Regions from separate parts of the Homo sapiens genome. Here region 2 is linked to region 1. A link is a contact called in ENCODE Hi-C or POLR2A ChIA-PET data. All regions are on one chromosome and are shown on one strand. Each heading gives the region's core, a stretch centred on a gene start or an enhancer-like site at or near the end of the contact. The rest is flanking DNA. Distances are from core to core; before and after follow the strand shown.

What was found. A loop is a pair of places that touch in the nucleus more often than their neighbours do. ChIA-PET counts read pairs that join two places held with the same protein, here RNA polymerase II (POLR2A). Pooled maps may share reads with other maps.
Region 2: a loop to region 1 is called in a pooled map, with 5 times the contacts of the local background. The contact joins two enhancer-like sites. A Hi-C loop is called at or near these places in 3 of 37 single-sample maps with no recorded cell type and 3 of 50 pooled maps. POLR2A ChIA-PET finds 5 or more read pairs at or near these places in 1 of 52 experiments (naive thymus-derived CD8-positive, alpha-beta T cell).

Annotation. Positions count from the first base shown.
Region 1 is chr5:149,679,511-149,682,358 of GRCh38, reverse strand. No RefSeq gene overlaps it. Among named protein-coding and RNA genes, the nearest start is that of PPARGC1B, 49 kb to the left of the region's middle. RefSeq lists enhancers at 1,546-1,595, 1,686-2,005. Within about 2 kb of position 1,503, at least 10 of the 41 ENCODE cell types and tissues checked have a DNase peak (open chromatin) inside an H3K27ac peak, as active enhancers do.
Region 2 is chr5:149,605,024-149,607,956 of GRCh38, reverse strand. All of the region lies in intron 3 of ARHGEF37 (Rho guanine nucleotide exchange factor 37), which reads right to left. It also overlaps the pseudogene RNU6-588P. Among named protein-coding and RNA genes, the nearest start is that of ARHGEF37, 25 kb to the right of the region's middle. RefSeq lists an enhancer at 1,564-1,703. Within about 2 kb of position 1,426, at least 13 of the 41 ENCODE cell types and tissues checked have a DNase peak (open chromatin) inside an H3K27ac peak, as active enhancers do.

The DNA of each region.
Region 1 (2,848 bases), core at 254-2,753:
TGCAATTGTGGGGACACAGCAGTGGACAGGGCACAGTGAAAGTTCTCCAGGGAAATGTTCTGGGGACTCTTGCCACTGGCCTTGAGCCTTTCTTTCCTGTTCCCTGGTGGGTCCTTCATCTGAAACAGAACATTTTCCGTAGAGGCTCAGAGTATGGGATCTGGAGTCAGACTGTTATAAACCATCTCATCTGGGCTCCATCACTGACTATGTGTGTGCAAATGGCAGCAACTTAATCTCCCCAGGTCTCATTTTTCCCACCTGTAAAATGGGTATGAAACTATAACATGCGTTGTTGTGAGGATTAAGGGAGATAATCCACATAAAGTCATGACCACAATGCCTGGTACATCAGCAGTGCTCCATGCATGGTAGCTAGTGTTGTTATTATTGTTCTTATTAATATTTTCAGAGGCACCAGGGTCCTTGACCCTGGAGGTGCAGTCTCTTTATGGCTAAATATGGAGTTAACACAGAGCCAGGGAGGGTCTCCCAGCCCCTGGATTCCTAGAGACAAAAGTCTGGGCAATTACTCGATTGGAACATTCCATGAATCCATCAAGTAAGTTTTGGAAGTGGACTTGTGTTTGTTAGTGACACAGACAGAAGAGTGGAGGACAGCTAAGACCCAAGAAGATTTCTTAGATGACAGATGTGTGCTGCTAGTTGACATCGGCTCCCACTCCCCACCCCGCCTTCCACCCCAAAAACTGGACTCTCTTCCAAAGGATTCCAGCGATGCTCTCGGTAAGGAGAACCCCACTAAGTATTCTCTGGGCTGAGGAGTCACGGGTTCTGCCTTCCCAGAAAAGCACCTTTGCTCCACTGGGAGAATGCCTTTGGACTGATAAAGACTCTCTGAGTCCAGTTATGGGTAGGAATACTGCAAGGAGGTGAAGCTATTTTTTGCCACATGCTCTATCTCTCCAGCAGGCACAGTGACATTGCCCAGGATCCAAATAGCCCTAGCTGTAGAAGGTCATGGAGTTGAAGGCTAGAAGGCTTGGCTCTTCCAGAGCCAGGGTGGGGGGTGGGGGGACTATTTGCATCACCACTTGGGGGAGTCCTAAGACCTTTAGCTGTCCCCCCACCTTCCGTCCCCTCGCCCCAGCCTCAACCCACTGTCCACAGGACTCCTGTGGAACCCATTCCCCCCTGGGCCCAGAGTCTGGTGGCAACTGTTTATTTTTAGCCTTTGATTCCCCAAGAATGCAAGAGTGGGTGCTTGTGGAGCAGGGGAGGGAGGAGGGAGGAGGAAGAGGAACTTCAGGGCTTGGAGGGCCAAGGAGGACATAGCCCAGCCCAAGCCCAATTTCAACCCTGTGACAGCCTGTGGCAGGGTCAGGGCCAAGTCCTCGCCCTTCTTGGCCCACCCAGCTCAGGACCAGGTTGGGCTTATGCCTCCCTGTTCCCCTTTTCTTCTTCTCTGAAGGCCCTAGAGACTCATGGGCTTTCCGTTCCTCTTTTGAGCCACCCCCATGCTCTCAGTCCTCTGGAGTTCTCATTCTCAGCCACAGTGGGTGCATCACAGGACTCCTCAACACTTCCCTTCCTCCTGCCTCTGAAAAGACATCTCCCCAGCCCATCTCCTTTTGCCTGCCTGGCACTATAGTAGGCACTTAATACATATGGGTAGACAGAGGCTGTGTTTCATTGCTTCTTCCCATAGGCAGAAGGCCTGAATAATGGAAGAACCAATAAGAGGAAGTTACAAAGGTTTAGAAACTCTTACCAAACCCTTAAGTCATTGTCCCTGACTGCCTGTTTCCTGAGAAGTTCCCTGGCACCCCCAGGGCTCATCTTTGCCTCTGTGATCCTGAAGGAGATGCATTTATTCTTCCTTCCTCTTCCATTCTACCTTCAGCCTTTCCTTGGTCCTTCTCTCCAGGATACCTAGGCCCTGCCCCACAGCCTACATGAGAGTCTGCCAAAAGGGAAATGGGCAGGTCGTGCTGGCTGAAATCCTGGCTCCAAGACACACGAGCCGCGTGACCTAGGGCAAGCTGCCCTGGCCCCTGCAAGAGATCATACAGCTCTCTTGGGGGTTGCTGTGAGGTCTTGGAAGAATGTGCATAAAATGGCTGGCAAACAGTAGGTGCACAATGAGTGGTTGTTATTGTTATCATTTAATAAAGAGTGCAGAAAAACAAGCCTTCTTTTTTAACATCTACTTTCACTCTATACCTGATCATTCTTCATGTTGGTATCATGCCTTAATATGTTACAAAGCACTTTCTCCTCCATTAGCTCAGCTGATCTCCACACAACACCTTGAGAAGGGCCAAGTCATTGTTGTGGGATTTTTGTCCCCACTATACCGATAAAGATATTCAGGCTCCAGGGAGATGTAGAACTGTCTTGCTCATCATTGTGTGGACAGCACCTAAAGCAGGGCCTGGTCCACCGCAGGTGCTCAAAACAGAACCGAGCAAAATCCTGTTGAAGAAATGGCCTATACAATGTCACCCTACAGCCACCTACCCTTTCCTCATCAGTAAAATGGGAATTAACACTGCAGGACATCAAGTTACGACTCTAGAATTCAGCTACATGTTAACAGGCGGCAGGGGGTGAGGCATGTGTATCCACACCCTCTCCCCTTCTTCCCAGAAGGGAGACTGCCTTGGTCTTTCAGGAGAATAATTGGGAAATGCCTTTGACAGGAAGATGGGTATAGCTCATTCCCTGAAGATCCTCAGAACAGACCATCCCTGTCCTTGCGTCCTGGTATTTTGGTTTCTTCAGCTGGGAGCTGAATTTACGAGAGAGAAGAGGGGCCTGAGTGTGTGCAGTCATGGGAAGCAAATTCCAAGGAAGAGGGAAGGGTTCCAGAGTAGAAATTATGATT
Region 2 (2,933 bases), core at 177-2,676, 74 kb after region 1:
CTCTACTAAAAATACAAAAAAAATTTGCCAGGCATGGTGGCGGGCACCTGTAGTCCCAGCTACTCGGGAGGCTGAGGCAGGAGAATGGCGTGAACCCAGGAGGCGGAGCTTGCAGTAAGCTGAGATCGTGCCACTGCACTCACTCCAGCCTGGGTGACAGAGCAAGACTCCATCTCAAAAAAAAAAAAAAAAAAAAAAAAAGAAGTTTCTTTATAATTCTCCCCACCGTTGAGAATGTACTTTGTGAGATCCACCCCCTGCCCCCAAAACATTGCTCTTAACTCCACCGCCTATCCCAAAACCTGTAAGAACCAATGATAATCCCACCACCCTTTGCTGACTCCTTTTTCGGACTCAGCCCGCCTGCACCCAGGTGAAATAAAGAGCCTTGTTGCTCACACAAATCCTGTTTGGTGGTCTCTTCACATGGATGCGTGAGACAATACACATATGATAAGTGCCATGAATTAAAACGGAGCCAAATAAAGAGTTAGAAAATGGTGGGGGATGTACTTGGGGAAGGCCTTTCGCAAGATGTGAATGTCTACCAGAGAGGCAGAGGTAACTAGTCCTGGGAACAAGCAAGGGAAGAGCAGCACCAAGTATTAGGGAAGGACACCTGCAGAGGCCCTGAGGCAGGACAGTGCTGGCCACAAGGGCAACAGCAAGAAGGCAAGTGTGGCTGGAGTAGGTGAACAAGGGCATAAAGTAGAGGAAATAAATCTCCAGGTGGATGGTGTCAAAAAATAAAACAGGTTGGGTGCTATGGCTCATGCCTGAAATCCCAGCATTCTGGGAGGCCAAGGCGGGTGGATCACTTGAGGCCAGGAGTTTGAGACCAGCCTGGCCAACATAGCGAAACCCCGTCTCTACTAAAAAAATACAAAAATTAGCCAGGAGTGGTGGCAGGTGCCTCAGGAGGCTGAGGCAGGAGAACTGCTTGAACCCTGGAGGCAGAGGTAGCAGTGAGCTGAGATTGCACCACTGCACTCCAGCCTGGGCGACAGAGCAAGACTGTCTCAAAAAATCAATTAATTAAAAAATAAAAATAAAGTAGAGGAAATAAGCAGGAAACAGAAGCCAGATCATGTAGGGTCTTAAAGTAAGTGGAGTGCAGTAAGGGATTCAGGTTTTATTCTGATGGTTGCAGGAAGCAACTGGAGGCCTTTGAGCAACGGTGACATGATCTGATTTCTGCTTAAAAGGATCACACTGGTGCTCAATTTTAGCATCATATACGCTAAAGTTGGAACAATATAGAGATTAGCATGGCGCCTCTGCAAAAATGACATGCAAATTTGCGAAGCGTTCCATACTTTCAAATCAGAAACTAATGAGATTAGTTACCTACAGAGGGTGGACGGACTTGAGAGGAAGTGGTGAGGGTGAAGAAAAATATATTAACCACAAGAAGGCAGGTGGGGAACCAGGGACCACAGGAAGCCCAGCTGACCCTACTGCCTGCCAAAGCCATGGGCTAGACCTGTGACCCAGACAAGGTCTGTGTTGGGACACATCAGCTGGTGGCCAGAGGTGCATGGTCCAGTTCTCAGCAAAGATCCCCATGGGGAGATCGCAGTCCCAGGGCCTACCCTTTCCCGGTGTTGGTTCAGCTGATGCCTAGCAAGAACTCCCAGGAGAAGCCCCTAGAGCCAGACAGAACATGACCACCCGAAACTGCAGCCAGGAAGAAGCTGTGTGAGAGAGAGATCAGCCAACTGCAGAGACGGCCTGGCTAAGAGATAGCTTGGGTGTGGCCGTGAAACCTAGGCCGGTTCCCACAGTCTCCTCAACATGGGTGTGTCCTCAGAAATGAGACAGACATGCCAAGGAAACTGTGTCATACCAGTGTGGCCAGAGGCAAGGGTGTTTCAGTAACTAAAGGATGGAGGAAAGTGAACTCCCACAGAACAGAGTGGTCCAAAGAGGCAAGAATGGCAATTACACCAAAGGAAAGGCTTGTTTCCTCCCTGCTTGTCCTTCTCCAGTCACAGATTAGCAAACAATTTATTCCTAGCATAAAAGGGGATACTCATCTCTAGCTGGGATTAGTTGGAAAGGAGAGAAAGGGAGGCAGCATGGTCAAGACCTAGGGCTCTAGAAGAGCTGGGTTCAAATACTAACTCTGCCTGGTCAAGCTGTGTGACCTTGGGAATGTTACTTAGCCTCTCTGAGCCTCAGAGACGTTTTTGGTAAAATGGAGGTTATTAATAATAATCAACAAGTAACGATGTTATGAGAACTCAAAGAGCTCCTTCAGGTTAAGTACTTGGCATCATTGTTGGCACAGAGATGGATACTATTTTCATGATCATTTTAAGGTGGCAGTAACTGGGACTCAGAAAGGAAAGAGCTTGTGGGTGGCAGGGACTTGTTAGTCAGATTCCAAAGCTCCTGCGGTAACCTAGACCTTCAATGCTCAAATACAGTAGTCACCAGCCACACGTGGCTATTGGGCACTTGAAATATGATGAACCCCAAATGCGATGTGCTGTCAGTGTAAAAGATACTGGATTTCAAAGACTTCATACAAAACAAAAGTAATGAATGATGAATGTTTATACTGATTACATGTTAAAATATTATTTTGGATCTATTGAGTTAAATAAAAGATATCATTAAAATTAATTCCAGTTGCTTCTTTAATTTTCTTAATGTAGCTACTTGAAAATTTAAAAAATTTGCAGCTAACGTTATATTTCTTTTTTTCTTTTCTTTTTTTTTTTTTTTGAGATGCAGTCTTGCTCTGTTGCCCAGGCTGCAGTGCAGTGGCACAATCTCGGCTCACTGCCACCTCCACCTCCTGGGTTCAAGCAATTCTCCTGCCACAGCCTCCCAAGTAGCTGAGATTACAGGCACCCACCAACACGCCCGACTAATTTTTGTATTTTTAGTAGAGGTGGGGTTTCACTATGTTGGCCAAGCTGGTCTCG